Linked DNA regions of Mus musculus: region 1 is linked to region 2. A link is a loop called in an ENCODE intact Hi-C map of the cell type or tissue named here. Cell type or tissue: heart. All regions are shown on one strand.

Evidence for each region. Peaks named below come from ENCODE experiments on the same cell type or tissue, not always from the same donor. Only the 100,000 strongest peaks of a DNase experiment are listed, where the experiment ranks them.
Region 1: it touches region 2 in a loop (2.4-fold over the local background); 4 of 42 quality-filtered maps call a loop at or near these places.

Annotation. Positions count from the first base shown.
Region 1 is chr13:58,510,121-58,518,120 of GRCm38, forward strand. No RefSeq gene overlaps it. Among named protein-coding and RNA genes, the nearest start is that of Gm38494, 32 kb to the right of the region's middle. In heart, CTCF peaks have their summits at 4,418 and 6,242 (motif pointing right); no DNase peak of the experiment used is centred here; H3K4me3 peaks cover 413 bases.
Region 2 is chr13:58,420,299-58,428,298 of GRCm38, forward strand. No RefSeq gene overlaps it. Among named protein-coding and RNA genes, the nearest start is that of Rmi1, 22 kb to the left of the region's middle. In heart, no CTCF peak of the experiment used is centred here; a DNase peak (open chromatin) is centred at 3,193.

The sequences.
Region 1 (8,000 bases), 90 kb after region 2:
CTCAAAGCAGTTTATTCAGGAACCTTTCAACATGCAAGCAGGAATCTCTCTCTAGACCCCAATCGCAATCCCTTATATAACCCCTCAACCACATCCCATCAGCCCAATCCACGTAATCTCAGTTCATTGGCCTTCGTCAAATGGCCTGATCTTGCATCATGGTGCGCCTGCGCAGCTCTCACGATGGACGTGGCTTATTTTCAGGTGTATGAGGAAGTCAGGTGCAAGTCATAAGACTTGGCTGCAGTCCCGAGCGCCATCTTGGGACTACTGCCACACCCGCTCCCCATAATCTTTCATTCATAGACCAGGCTGGCCTTGAAATCAGAGACTTGCCTGCCTCTGCCTCCCAATGTGTCTTAGTCAGGGTTTCTCTTCCTACACAAACATCATGACCATGAAGCAAGTTGAGGAGGAAAGGGTTTATTCAGCTCACACATTCCACATTGCTGTTCATCACCAAAGGAAGTCAGGACTGGAACTCAAGCAGGTCAGGAAGCAGGAGCTGATGCAGAGGCCATGGAGGAATGCTACTTGCTGGCTTGCTTCCCCTGGCTTGCTCAGCTTGCTTTCTTATAGAACCCAGGACTACCAGCCCAGGGATGGCACCACCCACAATGGGCTCTCCCCACTTGATGACTAATTGAGAAAATGTCTTACAGCTGGATCTCATGGAGGCATTCCCTCAAGGGAAGCTCCTTTCTCTGTGATAACTCCAGATTGTGTCAAGTTAACACACACAACCAACCAGTACACAAGACCTGCAAGGCTTCCCCACGGCCTCTGCTGGTCTCACCACGCTCTCTCTGCTCTCTGGCTCTGCTTAGTCTCCCTTGTCTTGAAGATAGCCCTGGCTATGTGCAGACTGCTGGCCTTGCTCAGTCTACTTTCACTGTTCTGAACTCTTCCAGATGTCAACCTCCCCCCCAACACACACACACACACACACACACACACACACATACACACACACACACCCCTTCCCAACCATGGAGCAGTCATGTTGGCAGTTTCTTTACTGCACTCTCCCCCACCCCTACCCCCCATACATTGAAGGCTTCATTTTTGTGTTCAACAAAGTGATTTGAGGTATGACAAACAGCGGAAAGCATTTAGCTTCTCTTTTGCTTTAAGAAGGACCTAGATCCAGGGCCCAGCTGGCAGGAGCTGGAGATACATTTGAGCTACATTGTTAAACAAACAAGAATGAAAGACCTGTAGAAACTTGAGGCAAGTGTTCCCGGGAAATATGCCTATGTGCCCAAGCTGTCTGCTCTGATAGACACAAGATGTCGACAGGTTTGTGGAACCGCAGGTTCCCTGTCAAAAGGCACTCATTTCTCTGTAACAGGGCTCCGTATGCATCCGTCTCTCCATGGCAACGCAGATGGTCCATGCCAGTCAGTCAGAGGAAGGGGAAAAAGACTCAGAGATTTGACAGCTTTTTCTAGTGTTCTGGGCCTCGTGATGGAGACTCATCGCTAGGTGTTGTGGCTGAAAAAGTTGCTCGTTGCTCATGAACCTTAAAATTGCCAGAAGAAAATTGGCTTAGATCTTTTGAAATGTCAATGGTCAGTTTACCTTGATGTGACTGAATGTTGCTAATAAAGCAATAACACTATGTTCTGTGATCCAGTTTTCCAGTTTGGCAAGGTGATCCATGGACTGTGGTGGAAACAGGGGTATGTTGAGGTTTGGTCTTTTGCTATAACGATAACTACTGTCCCCCAAGGCCTGGCTGTCCCCAGGGAATGGAGAATCTGCACATGTACAAGTGACGCTATGTGACCTTGCCCCCCCCCCATGTTATCCCTGATTGGTGAATAAAGATGCCTACAGGCAATAGAGAAGACAGGTGGGGCAGAAAAGAGATAGGCAGGGTTCGAGTTCCCAGCCTTGGGGTCTAGGGAGAGACCACAAAGGAAGGGAGAAGGTGGAGAGAGGATAAGACACTGTGGGGGAGGTGAGTCATGAAAACATGGCCATGAGGGCTGGCCAATTGGAGTTAAGAGCAGCCCAGATGCAACATGGCAGTTATAACTCGGGGTTATTGATAGGGAAGTAGACAGACTAGCACAGAGGGCAGCATCTGCCCAGCTCTTCTGCTTTAAAGGTTCCTTATAAATATACACACTGTGTATCTTTTATCTGGGAGCTGAATGATGAAAGGTGAGGTAGAAACCCCTGACTGAGATTACATAATTACTACAACAAGGCTGTGGGCAGCCTTCCCTCTCCCCACTCCAGAAGAAAATGGAGTAACCAAGAGAGCCCTGCTTTATCAAAAACAACAAAGGAAACCTGGAAGATGCTCAGTGGGACCCATGTAACGGTAGAGGAAGAAATGTCACTTACCTCGGTTTGTGAGTGTGCTATGTAAGAAGCCTTTATCTTGCTGGACAGTGGTGGTGCACACCTTTAATCTCAGCACTTGGGAGGCAGAGGCAGGCAGATTTCTGAGTTCAAGGCCAGCCTGGTTTACAGAGTGAGCTCCAGGACAGCTAGGGCTACACAGAGAAACCCTGTCTGAAAGAAGAAGAAGGAGGAGGAGCAAGAGGAGGAGGAAGAAGAGGAGGAGGAGAAGGGTTTATCTTTGAGTTTTAAATTTTTTCTTCTGAGTTGGAAAACTCAACATATTATATACATATAATGATACATATAACATAAGTTAATATATTATAGTTATTATATAATATAGTATAAATAGTATAATTATACACACACACACACACACATATAATTATATACTATAACATAACATTATGTATCACTAGGCTATACTAATGTTAGATTAGTCACTACTACAGCTGTGTTATTTGTGCCTTGGGTTTGAAGAGCTGCTGTGACTTTACTCACTGTTGTGTTGGATCTTTTCTTTTTTTAGGTTTATTTATTTATTTTATGTATATGAGTACACTGTAGCTGTACAGATGGTTGTAAGCCATCATGTGGTTGCTGGGGATTTGAATTCAGGATCTCTGCTCGCTCCAGTCAGCTCTGCTCTCTCCGGCCCTACTCAGTCCGGCCTAAAGATTTATTTATTATTATATCTAAGTACACTGTAGCTGACTTCAGACACACCAGAAGAGGGCATCAGATCTCATTACAGATGGTTGTGAGCCACCATGTGGTTGCTGGAATTTGAACTCAGAACCTTGGAAGAACAGTCAGCTCTTAACTGCTGAGCCATCTCTCCAGCCCTGTTGTGCTGGATCTTATGTGTCCCTGATGTGCCCATCTGCCACCCCTGTCTGCTGTCCTTGGTCTACAGCATAGCTGCAAGAGCAGCAGGAGCTGTGGTGCTCCTGGGAGGTGGCGGGACCTTTAGAAGAGAGTCAAGCTTCTGGGTTAGAGCCCTGAGAGGGATGTCAGTGGCTGGCTTCTCCTTGTTATTTTGTTTCCTGGGCACTATACCATGAGCAGCCTCCTCTACAACCTGCTACCTCCACTATGTGCTGCCTCCGACCCAAAGCAACAAGGCCAAGCACCTACGGACACAAAGCTTTGGTGCTCACATGCCTATAATCTTAGGGATTTTGTCTGTTGAGGAAAGGAGACTCACAGGCTGTAAAGCTTAGAGGAGAAGTCCTGCAGTTCATTCCTCCAGTCCCTTTGTAGCTTTGTGAATGCACCCCTGCTCTGCATTCCTCAACTCTGAAGTCTTTGAATCCATGGACAGGCAGGAGTCCCCCACTCACCTGCTACTTAGTCTGCCCTCTTCCAGTTGGTGGACAGCTGGACGGAAAGACAAGTGCCGTGTGAGACCCATGTTCCTAGGAAGATGTGAAAAGTGTCTGCTCACCCTGACCTGTCACCCTGGGAGTTGGTGACAGACAAAAGTAAGATCTCACCCAAGTTGGGGTCACTTACAAGAGCTTACAAATGCATCACTGAGGTCCACTCCACGCAGGTGATTACTTAAAAAAGCTGCATTCATGGAGCTCTCTGCACCGTCTGCAAGGCAGTGTGGCTCATCAGCATCCCCTCTCCTCACTGATGCTTTAGAGAAGAGGAGGAGGAGGAGATGGAAGAGAAGAAAGACTTAAACCAGGGCCAATGTCAACATGATGTTTGGGGACTTACAGCTTAGATGGATGGTCTACAACACTCATAAGCGTATCATCCAATCACGGATATCATCCAGCCACAGGCTTTTCCTCTTCTCTGGCACCAGCCCCTAAGAATTGTCACGATATCGGGTTAGAAAATATTCATCACACCGGACTGGATCGTTTACGGAAGTTACAGAGAGACAGACAGAAGTCTCCAGAGATAATGCCTTGTTTGGTGGCATTGCCACTGTCAATCAGTCTTAAAAAGAATCAGGATCTAGGACCAGACAAGTTTAAGAGCCAAGTAAGGAGCAGGGGAATTCAACCTTCTGTCTGATCCATGAACAGAAGGCTATTCCAGGGAGCCCCTAGTGGAGGAATTTAGCTAGTACACTGGAGGACTGTGTCTATTGCCCAGATTCTTTAAATTCATTATTTAAAATCCCCCCACCCTCACTTTTATTTTATTTTATTTATTTTATTTTTTCCGAGACAGGGTTTCTCTGTGTAGTCCTGGCTGTCCTGGAACTCACTCTGTAGACCAGGCTGGCCTTGAACTCAGAAATCCACCTGCCTCTGCCTCCCAAGTGCTAGAATTATAGGTGTGCGCCACCACTGCACACCACCCCTGAAAAAAATTAAAAATATATTAAAACAATATATCAAGCAAATATAGTGTGTGTGTGTGTGTGTGTGTGTGTGTGTGTGTATGCACGTGTGCGCGCACGTTCTTAGTTTCTGTATTCACTAAGAAAAGCCAGAGGAAGAGTGTATCCTAGAAGCATAATGGGACAGTTTAAAATAAAACAAAAACAAAAGACAAAAAAACAAGCAGATGTAAAGAAAAGAAAGCTCAAGGACTCTAAAGTCCTCAACAGCGGCGGTGGCAGCAATAAGCGTCTTCTAGGTGTCAGCCAGCAAGTCACCATTCTAGAGTGAGAAACAGTTCTACGGGGCCGAGAGGAGCAGGAGGAGAGACCCTCCTCTCCCGAGAGAAATTGCGAACTGAAGATAGCTTTTATGTCATAAAGAAATGCACCTTTGGGGCTGCGAGACGTCTCAGAGGTTAAGAGCACTGGCTGCTCTTCCAGAGGACCTGGGATTGGCTCCTGGCACCCATATGGTGGCACGCCATATGTTCTGGCTTCTATAGGCATTGGAAATGCATGTGGGACACATACACGATGCAAGAAATAGATGAACCTAAAATGAAAGTAAATAAACCTCTTAAAAGTAATAACTGGGGAGGATTGTAACTTTATTTTGTGATTTTAAGCTAGTGAAGCCTGGGCCTTTGGGATATGTGACACAGGGAACTGAGTAAGGCCTGCCTGCTGTTCTGTTTTGCTCTTTTTGATATCGGGAATAGGAATGAGGCCATGGGCCCTTGAAGATCTGGAGTAAACTGTGGTGGGGAGGAACGCGCGGCTTTCATCCTGTAAAATTAGAGACACAGTGTCACCTTCCATATCTGATTAGCTATCATCACTGGTGTTAGTGTCCTGGGGCTGAGTCTCAATGCGGGCTGCTCCATTTATGACTGTCAATCACCTGAGCAAATAGGACAGCAGTTGCTCCCATCTACAACTTGAATGTGGCATCTGCTCAAATAATCTGTCTCCTCCAGCCCACTTACTATCTAAGCCCCGGGTCTGCTGTGACATCTGGGAGCAGGCTCCTGACTCCTCGGCTCACTTGATTAACTTCCCTGAGCCAAGTTACTAGTCAAAGGAGAGAAAACTGAACAGCGGTGTCTGCCAATCAGGCAGAGAGGACCGTCATTGGTACCCAGCCCAGCATGGTGGGGATTCATTTATTTTATTTACTTAGGTTTATATACTAATTTGCAAAAAAAAATTAACGAATATTATTTGTAGAACAATGATGTTTGAAATTTGAATACAGGAGCAGGAGAGACTGCTTGGAGGTTAAGAGCCCTGGACGCTCTGGCAGAGGACTCACGTGGTGTCACTCAACCCTCTGTTGTAACGCCAGCCTCAGAGGATCTGACACCCTCTTCTGGCCTCCTCGGGCACTGAACGCATGTGGTGCCCAGACATACCTGCAGGCAAAACACCCATACACGTAAAATAAGAATAAATGAATAAGATATTTAAGACAATCACCTAGGGTATTTTACTCAGGACCTACTACCTTCATTGTCTGCGCTGTCTTTTATGCTTTCGAAGGAGATAGGAGGAAGGAACGGAAGTGCACTGCCCGAGGAGGCCAGAAGAGGGCATCAGATCCTCTGAGGCTGGAGTTAGAGAGGGTTGTGTGACACATGTGGGACCTCTGACAGAGCATCTGTAAGCTGTTTCCTCTTTACTTACACATGCCATTCCCCCTGACAAGTATGACCCATTTCACTTCCTTATCTAATCTGTCACAGGCTGGACTGTGACTAGCCCTGACTGACAGGACAGAAATGACATCATTGTGCTTCCACATCACAAGCAGCTTTGTAGCCTCTGTTGACTCTTTGAATATGGTTTTGGGGAATGCAGAGACTATACAACAGCTAGTCTACCTTGAGTGCACCATGTTATCGGCACCCTGCCTGCTGTTTCCAACTGGCTCGTTTTGTCCCAGTCTTCCCATAAGGAGAGACCTTTTGAAGGCTGATAAGCAGGAAGCCACTGTGTGTTTAAGTATAGTCACTAGGCGTGTGCGTTAATCCTGCAGATGACATGGGTCCAGTTGCATTTGGTCTTGAATCTAACGTGCTCCAAGCAAGAACCACTGAGCTGACCCATCACCTCCCAGCAACTTGGTTGATCACCTCATTAAGCTTTGGGGGCAGTTTTTTATATGATAGTAAGTTACAAGACCAGCTTAACTATGAGACAGACTCGATAAGATGTGGTTTGAATTTTAACTAAAATCCTCAGACTAGCTTGAGAAAATGCTATTGTTGGCTAAAGTGTATAGAATTTACTGATTTTACGCTTGGAATGGATGTGTATTTGAGATATATGTATATATTTTATGTCTGCATATAAATGTCCTGGAATGTAGCTCAGCGGCAGAACCTAGAATGCACAAGTAGCCCGTGATGCTTTTAATCATTCCAAAAACAAAACAAAACAAAATAAAACAACCCTAGTTCTGGACATGCTATCGCTTCACCTAGCAAGTACAATCACTGTCCTGATATCAGGGGCTTAGTGAAATTACTGCCTGTGGTCACACATCTAGTGAGTGTGGGAACAGGATTTGAATCCATCTGACTTGACATGTATGGACTCTGGGTATTTGACTGGCAGCCTCAGGAGTGATTTTCTGACATTCTCTGGCCAAGGGTTTTTGTTCTCTCTTCCCAGTTCCTTGCTAAATCTCTCTTCTGTAGCCTATTAGTCTCTTATCCTTCTCTCCCCTGCCTCTGTAGGGCAGCCTGCCTGCACAGACTTCAGTTTCTGGCTCAGTGGGATCATGAATATAAAACATTCTAATGTTCTCCTGGGTTATAATCTTCATTTCATATGACCACTCCAACCATGCGTACCCACATCCAATATCTGTTTGGGAACAGCATGGTAATGCATTATAAATTATAAGTGAGGCAGATAGTGGCTCTTCATAATAAATAGAAGCATTGCTGGCCATCTTCCTTATATTTAAAAACTAAAATTAGAAACCCCTAAGCAGATAGGACATATTTTGACCCGACGCTAAGTCAGATGACATGAATTAATCCTCAGAACACCGTGGTAGAGAGAACTGACTCCAGCTGTCCAGTTGACCTCTGACCTTCACACGTATGCCGCACCCTCCTTTATTACAAACTAAATAAAGAAATGTAAAATACCAAAACCAAACCAAACCAAAACCCAGAAACCTGTCTGTGTTTTGAAGACTTATTTCATAACGGTTTTATCTATTCAGGCAAAACCTTATGTATTTTTGGATGTTAAAAAATGTATAAACTGTGTTCCCTAAAGTTCCATA
Region 2 (8,000 bases):
GCTATCCAATGGGGCACACTGGAATCACCAGAGGCTTTATTACCAAAGGAAGTAACTCCCCTTTCCCCAGAACCCATTAAAAGACATTATACTTCTGAAGGGAGGGGACGGATTCTCATAAGCCCCATTTGCATCCATGATTGAGTGTAAACAGGCCCAGACTTACCCAGGCCCAATTCTGGCCATCACAGTTGTGATGAGTTTATGGTCGAAGCAGCTGTGCTCTGTCCAGAAAGCATTTCTTGCCTTTTCTCCCTATCACTCAGTTCTTACCTCTATGATGGTTTGTATATGCTCGGCCCAGGGAGTGGCACTATTAGTAGGTGTGACCTTGTTGGAGTAGATGTGTTACTGTGGGTGTGGGCTTTAAGACCCTCATTCTAGCTTCCTAGAAGCAAGAGTCTTCTCTTACCTGCCTTCAGATGAAGATGTAGAACTCTCAACTCCTCCTGCACCATGCCTGCCTGGATCCTGCCCATGCTCCGCCTTGATGATAATGGACTGAACCTCTGAACCTGTAAGTCAGCTCCAATTAAATGCTGACCTTATAAGACTTGCCTTGGTCATGGTGTCTCTTCACAGCAGTAAAACCCTAACTAAGACACATGCCTTCAGCCCCCTCTTCCACAATGTTCCCTGAGCTTTGGAAAGATGGCTTAGATGCTGAGGGATGAGCCCTCCACACTCACTTATTCTCAATACCTGGGGAAGCTTCTCTGGTCAAAGCTGAAAGCAACTCTTGCATGGGTCCGAACACAGATATTTGGAAGGCAGCGTTATGTCCATTTAGCCAAAGAAGTTCTTCCCTTGGGGCCACGACCTTCCCCAGCCAGCCGTTTCTGACTTCCAGTACTTGGTGTGAATTCCCTCCTGTGGAGCAGGCCTCCAATTCCATCTGAAAGCAGCTGGTTACCACATAGCAGTCATGTCACCTGTTATCCCAGTGGGCACTTCTGCCAAGATCCATCCCTAGGCAAGACTGAATGACCTTTCCCCTCAGTTATGGAAGTTTCTAGCAATGTGGAGGCTAGCTGTCAGGGAGGAATCCAAATCCAGACTGATTTCTTTGTGTCCTGAGACAAAGTATGTGCTGACTTCCCACACTTGGGTCTCACCACTGGGCTGTGGTGGGCAACCCAGGGCACTGTCAGAAGCCTGTGTTCTTGTCAGAGACTCTGCCTGCTGCTTTTCTGACCAGTCACTCACAGGGAGCATCCAGACTAAATTGTCTATAACCTATAAGTCCAACAAGCCCTTTCCTTACACAAGTTGCTTTGGGCCAGTGCTTTTATCATAGCAACAGTAAAACTAAAACAGGGTGTGATCCAGTTACTCCAATTATCACTGAGCAGTCTGTATTCTCCCATGCTCTTCATGTTGACCAGTTGTGGGTCTCTTTCTTAATGGCCACCTCTCACAAAAGAAGCCTCTCTGCTGAAGGTTGAGAGATGATGCACTAGCTCATTGGTTAGACAGATTATTGCTTGGGGCGGTTTAATAATCTGTCCCCTTAGCAGATTAATAGGCTCTCCTATTACAGCTTCTTGGCCTACTTAACGATACTAGCCATGAGTTCCATCTCACGGAGAAGGTTTTAAATCCAAGCAGAAAGTAGTTGGTCACTCCCATTACCACTCGTGCCACGATTGCACCAGCAGTGGGTGTACCCGACAGGCCAGGCAGTATTTAGCTCTCTGGATAAGACAGTTTTCTACTCTGCCATGTATAGCACCATCCAGCTAGGCCAAAGAGGATGAAGTTTCCAGGCCTGTACCAGTTTGATTTCTTATTTTCCTGTGACTTGAATATGTGGTGTCTTTAATAGGATCTTACTATCAAGTTCTGTAGGAAGCCAAGAGCACTGCAATAGCCTTATATAACATTTTGGGGAGGGGGAGGAATCTAAAGAAGCTCTCATGATGCCTTTTGGATGGAATGCTGATTTTGGTAGCCAAAATACATTGTTAATGATAAAAAAAACAAATAGAAACATTTCATCATCTATTTGTTTACTATAATTAATCAAACATCGGTAAATTGTTTAACTATGCCAAGGTCTTCGTTGATGAGTGAGCAATCTGCTATCTAGTGGGGAAGGAAATGTGGATAGGGTCAACAATTGGTGGGTGCGGCTCAGAGAGTCAGAGCAGAGGCTGGAAGGAAGAACCAGCTAGCCTTTCTCAGGAGTTATCTTCTCTCTCACCTTCTGCTGTACTCTGTGCAGCTTCTCTCAGGATCTCCCTGGTGTGAATATTTTTCTTGTGTTTGTTGTCATTTTCTTTCCAGGTACTAAGTTTCAGAGTTAAACGTCCAAGGGGTTGATAATATCTGTGTACTAACTAGCCTGGAAATATTCTCAGAAATGATCATTTTCTTTTCTTTTCTTTTTTAAGTTTTACTTATTTATTTATTATATGTAAGTACACTGTAGCTTTATTCAGACGCACCAGAAGAGGTCATCTGATCTCATTACAGATGGTTGTGAGCCACCATGTGGTTGCTGGGATTTGAACTCAGGACCTCTGGAAGAGCAATCAGTGCTCTTGACCACTGAACCATCTCTCCAGATTGGAAATGATCTTTTTCATTTCAGCCCAATAAAAGAAATGGTTACTAGTTTTCTCTCTTTCCATTCTCCTCCTACTTCTATCCCACCCCACTCCCCACCCCCAACCCACAGCTATGAGGGACTTGGAGTCATCATGCATCCTATGTGGCTGGAAATGAGGAGATCTTAGGATACAGGCTTCAGTGCAATGTCTGAGCATCCTGGAAAGATTAGAATGGCCTCGCCCCATGAGGATATAAATGACATATCAGAATCACAGGGTTTGCATTTACTTAGGTTAATTCTTAACTGCAGCAATGCTAGTATTTTCTTTGTGACCCTCGTAGTGTGTTGGAGCTGAGCCGCTCAGGTCTCCAACAGGGTCTCTCTCACAGCATATTAGGCTTGACTTGTTTTGCATACTGGTTGGGCTAAGTTAAGACCAACATGTTTTTGGCAGATATTTGGCATAACTTCCCTGGAATTTCCCATTATCTCAGATTCTCATGGTCTCAAAATAAAATTGCATCAGCCCAAAATAGAAAGAATATATTTAACTCCCAGGGGGCCTAGGAGTGCAGCTCCTTTGTAAGAGTGTTTGCTTAGCGTGGATGAGGCGTGGCTTTGATCCCCAGCACGGAGAGAAAGTAGGAGTGGTGGGTCATGCGCATAATCCAGCGCTGGGACAGAGGCAGGGAGATCAGGAGTTTACATCATCCTCTTCTACAGAGTAAACTTAAAGCCTAGCCTGTGCTACACGGGATGCTATCTTCCCTCCTGGTTTTTGTTGGCGCTAGTAGGCTGGTTCCAACTGAAAGACAAAGAAGATTTAAAAGGAAGACAGTTATCTACTGCTCAGGGCAAGAGACCTCAGAAGAAAGCGCCTCTCTGGACACTCGATCATGGCACCCATGCTTAGGGAAACTGGCTTCCAAGTTTATGGCAACCTCTGTCTATAGGTGGAGGCTTAGGTTAGACCTCCTGGATACACATGAAGATTTAATGTATGCGGGAGATGGTCTCAGGAAGCTGTGCATGAAAGAGAAGGAAGGAAGGGAAAGAAAGGCTGTCAGTCTGCAGAGAAGACCACAGTGGGAGCACCAGAGATCTAACTGAGTCTCTGTGGGCCTCTGAGGACTATAAATACCTCCCATGACAGTGTGTGTGTGTGTGTGTGTGTGTGTGTGTGTGTGTGTATGTGTGACCAGTAAAAAAATGTGATCACCATGTTCAGACATTGAAACTTGGCCTACAAATAAGAGTTGCCTTTTTGAGCGGAAAGAAGGAGGATAAAGTAATAGTAAGGGTTTCATTAAAGTCATAAGGAATCAGTTATATAAAATTATACATAATACATTTTTGGGTTTGAGCCTAGCCTTTAACAGCTGAGCCATCTCTCCAGCTCTAAAATTACATATAATGCATATAAGTCAATGTACACACACACACACACACACACACACACACACACACACACCTGGGCTGACAATGTTCCTCCACCCCAAGAGTCATAGTCTATCTAGACAAAGCCCCCAGTAACAGGCATGAGAAACCCCTTCCTAGTTGTTAGTCAAGGGAGTCCGAGAGGCTCCCACACCATTTATGGACTATTGCTTTTTGCCCTTGGTTGCCTCTCAAAGGTTGAACATAAATCCCTGTTGCTGAAGACACCATGCACTTTGGACCCAGAACCTAGAGAATCTGAGTTGATTTGACATAACTCAGTCTTTAGCCCCAAGGGCTGGCTTTCATGAAACCAGAAGGCAATATGTAAACTAGAAGCCACCAACCATCCTACCCAAGTATGATTGACTACAGGGACCAGCATGGTGTATGCACGATAGTGTCACTCATACCTCGGTGGTGACCAACATCTCTCTAGCTGGACTTAAGGCCCGTTGGACAAGAGGAAGCCATGCCTGGTACTGGAAGCCTAGCCAACTGAGGAAACCTACAACGGTCACTTTACCACACCAGCGTAATTCCAAACTGCATTCTGAATAGTTATCCTTTTACCCACAAATACATTTACCTCTTACCCTTCTTCAGAGAAGCTTCTCTCGTGGAATGCCTACAATATGTAGCCTAAGGAAGACCTGGACAAGGAAGACATCAACAGACGTGTAACATGGAAGGGGAGATCTCATGGGACAAACAACCAAGGGCAACGACGGAACGAGAGTGAGAGAAATAGTTTTCCCGAGGAAAGAGCCCTCATTGCTTATCCAGTACCACGTGATCAGCCCTGAACTCATTTGCATACAAGTAACATTGTATGGACTGAGTAGGTTGCTGTTTGTGTATACATAACAGCAAAGAAAAAGAAGCCATGGCCATGAATGAGAGAGAGAGAGCGAGAGAGCAAGTGTGTGTGTGGGAGGAGTTGGAGGGAGGGAGGTGTAGGGGAAAATGATATAATTATATTTTAATATTTAAAACCCTATTTAAGCCAGGAGCGATGACACATACCTTTAATCCCAGCATTGGAAGGCAGAGGCAGGTAGATCTCTGTGGGTTCCAGACCAGCCTAGTCTACATAGTGAGTTCCAGGGCTGTGTAGAGAGATCCTGCTTACAAAAGAAATTTAAGTAAATAAATAAATACATTTAATCACTTAATTAGTAAAAGAAAGGAAGAAAGCAGGTTTTTCTAGGTTGAGTGTGGAGTGTGATGGGACTTGAGCTGCCTACTTTCACTGCCCTGGCGACATTGTACATTGTACCCACAGTCAGCTCCCGTTGCTGTTTGTAGATCCTAGGGATTAGACGTCGGTAACACTGAAGGCCTTTGAAGTTCTGTAAAAATCAGTAATATACTAATTAAAATAAGAAGTAAAGGCTGGATGTGGTGGTTCAATGTAGTGCTATAATTTCACCACGCAGGAAGCCAAGGTGGAATGAGCAGGAATTGGAGCCAGTCTGGATTGCATAGCAAGAGTCGGTTTCAAAGCAAAACAAAACAAAGAAGTGAGATCTTATTTACACAGGTTAATGCCAAACAGCAAATTTGTATCAAAATTAAAACAGCTTGAGAACCGCTGTGGGGTTCCAAAGACAAGTTGCCACCCAGCAGTGTCCTAACCTTCCCTGTGCCAAAGGAGACAGTGATTCAGTGCTGTCCTTCTGGACCCGCACAGGTAACACAGAGATGCAGTCCTCAGCGGAGGGCTTGGGCACGGAAGCAGGTGAGGACGGTGTGTATCTCATAAAACCCTCAGCTTTACTCTGAAGCGAGTAAGCTCTCTTCAGACGCTGCTGATCACATCAGTAACTAGGTTACAGCTGATTCCAGCTGAAAACGGAGGCGGGCCTTCACTGCACTGAGGTAAAAGGAGAAGAGATGGCAGTGACCTTCTCCCACAAGGAAAAGAGAACTGGCAAGGACTGATCACCATGTCTAACCTCAGTCAATGCCAAAGGGATTTTCAGAAAAGTCCCAGAAGGGGATGTGTGGATGGAGAGAGACAGGAACAGAATGTGGATAGGTCTAATAGAACAGGGCAGAGCCTACTGTTGGGGCCAGGGAGCTTTTGGAGGCTGTGGGATGGCATAGGCTTTGTGGGCTCCTGATTGACTTCTGTGAGTCCATGTTCAGGGCAGACAGCTTTGAGCTGATTAATGACTGACACGCCAAAGAGTAACCAAGATAGGAGCTTTCACAAGTATCTGTCCCCATTGTTACGGCAGTCTCATGTGCTGTTATTTGTCAACTATAGAAGTTGAGTGTATAATTTTGACTATAAATGTCCCCACACATGTACCCACTGGTGCTAATATACAATGTCCATCTTCAGGGTTTTTTTGGGGTAATACATTCTGATAACTCATTAGAACACCCGGCTGGAAAATTCTCATTTTAAAATAGAACCATCCTAGGCAACGTTAAAATTTAATTAGAAGTCTCCACCGCATTTCATTATGGGGTTATTCCGTAATTACTCAGCAGGTCCTGGTGTTTGCTAATGGAGAAGTGACAGTACATAGTGCTACTAAATTATTGTTACATTGTTGTAAAAGATAATTAGAGAGTGGGGAACAGAGACAGGGACAGGCATTGTTTAAAGAGCCTTAGGAGAAAACAGCCACAGAGCATACTCTTTACGTCCTTGAGCTGGCTTGGTAACACTCAGTGCTTGGACCTTACCTACCACAGGTGGAGCAGCCCGTGTAACAGCTCCGGGCAGGCGCTGTCTTCATGATTTACATGAGCCTCTTTCCCTGTCAGGGTAGGTGTGAAGTGGAGTGTGCCGTCCTAAACTGCTTACTTCTGTGGGGAGGAAACGCATCTCCAAATGACTCACAATTGAGGGTTCTGAGAAGCCTTCTGCGTTTTAATCATAGATTGGTTGCTCCCCCTCCTCCTTTTAGGGTTCGGGTAATATTTTATAACCAGAGAGCAGAATGGGTTAGAAAGCACCACTAGATGAACCCTGTCCCTTAGAAGAACACGGCAGGTAATGTTCATATGAGCACATTGAAGTCCTTTTTCCTTTTAAAATTTTGTTTCAGGCAGATCTCATATTCTCGTGGTGAACTTGATTCCCTGTCCCCTACCTCATTGTGTTTAAACAGCCTATGTATACGCCTAGTGAGTTGAGGGACAATTTTGATAATTTAGGTGAAAGCAGTTTAGGGAATGGACAGATGGCTCAGTGGTTAAAAATATGGTTAACTGAGACCTTTAAATAAGGTATAGGGTGTGTGTGTGTTGTTGTTTTTGTAGTTCTCTTTGCTGCTGCTGTTGTTGTTTTGAGGGAATACTATCTATAGAATAGATTGATTGTCTGGCTAAGTCACCTTTATGCTAATGACTACAGATATCTCTGCTTTGTTCTTAGAAGAGAAAGCTATCCGGCTGGCTCCCTTAGGTGTCAGGTTAGCTAAAGCTGGCATGCTATGTCCCACTAATACAGTCAGCAACACTCACAGACTCGCCACTTAAATAATAAATTTGTTTCTCTCGTTCCTGGTATTACATGTTAAACATACTAAGCAAGTGCTTTGCCACTGAGATACACCCCAAATTTCAAATATATATTTTAAGGTTTCAAAAAAAAAAATGATGTAGCAGCTAGTGGCAGGGATTAGCAGTGAAGAGCCCTGGCTATCCTTGGAGTAGACTTGGGATTGATTCGGTTCCCACGACCGACCAGGCAGCTCACAGCCGTCTGTAACCCCAGACTCAGGGATCCAGAGCTCTTTTCTGGCTTCCTCCTATGGTGCACAGACATACACGCAAACAAAACCACCCGAATACATACAGATAAATACATCTTGAAAATTACATGTGCCTGTATGAGTTTATTTACCATGTGCATGCAGGAGCTACCAGGGGTCAGAAGAGGGCAACGGATCCCCTGGAACTGGAGTTACAGGTGGCATTGGGCTGCCATATGGATGCTGGCACCCAAATTCTGGTTCTCTGCAAGAGCAGTATGCAGTAGCCCTCATAC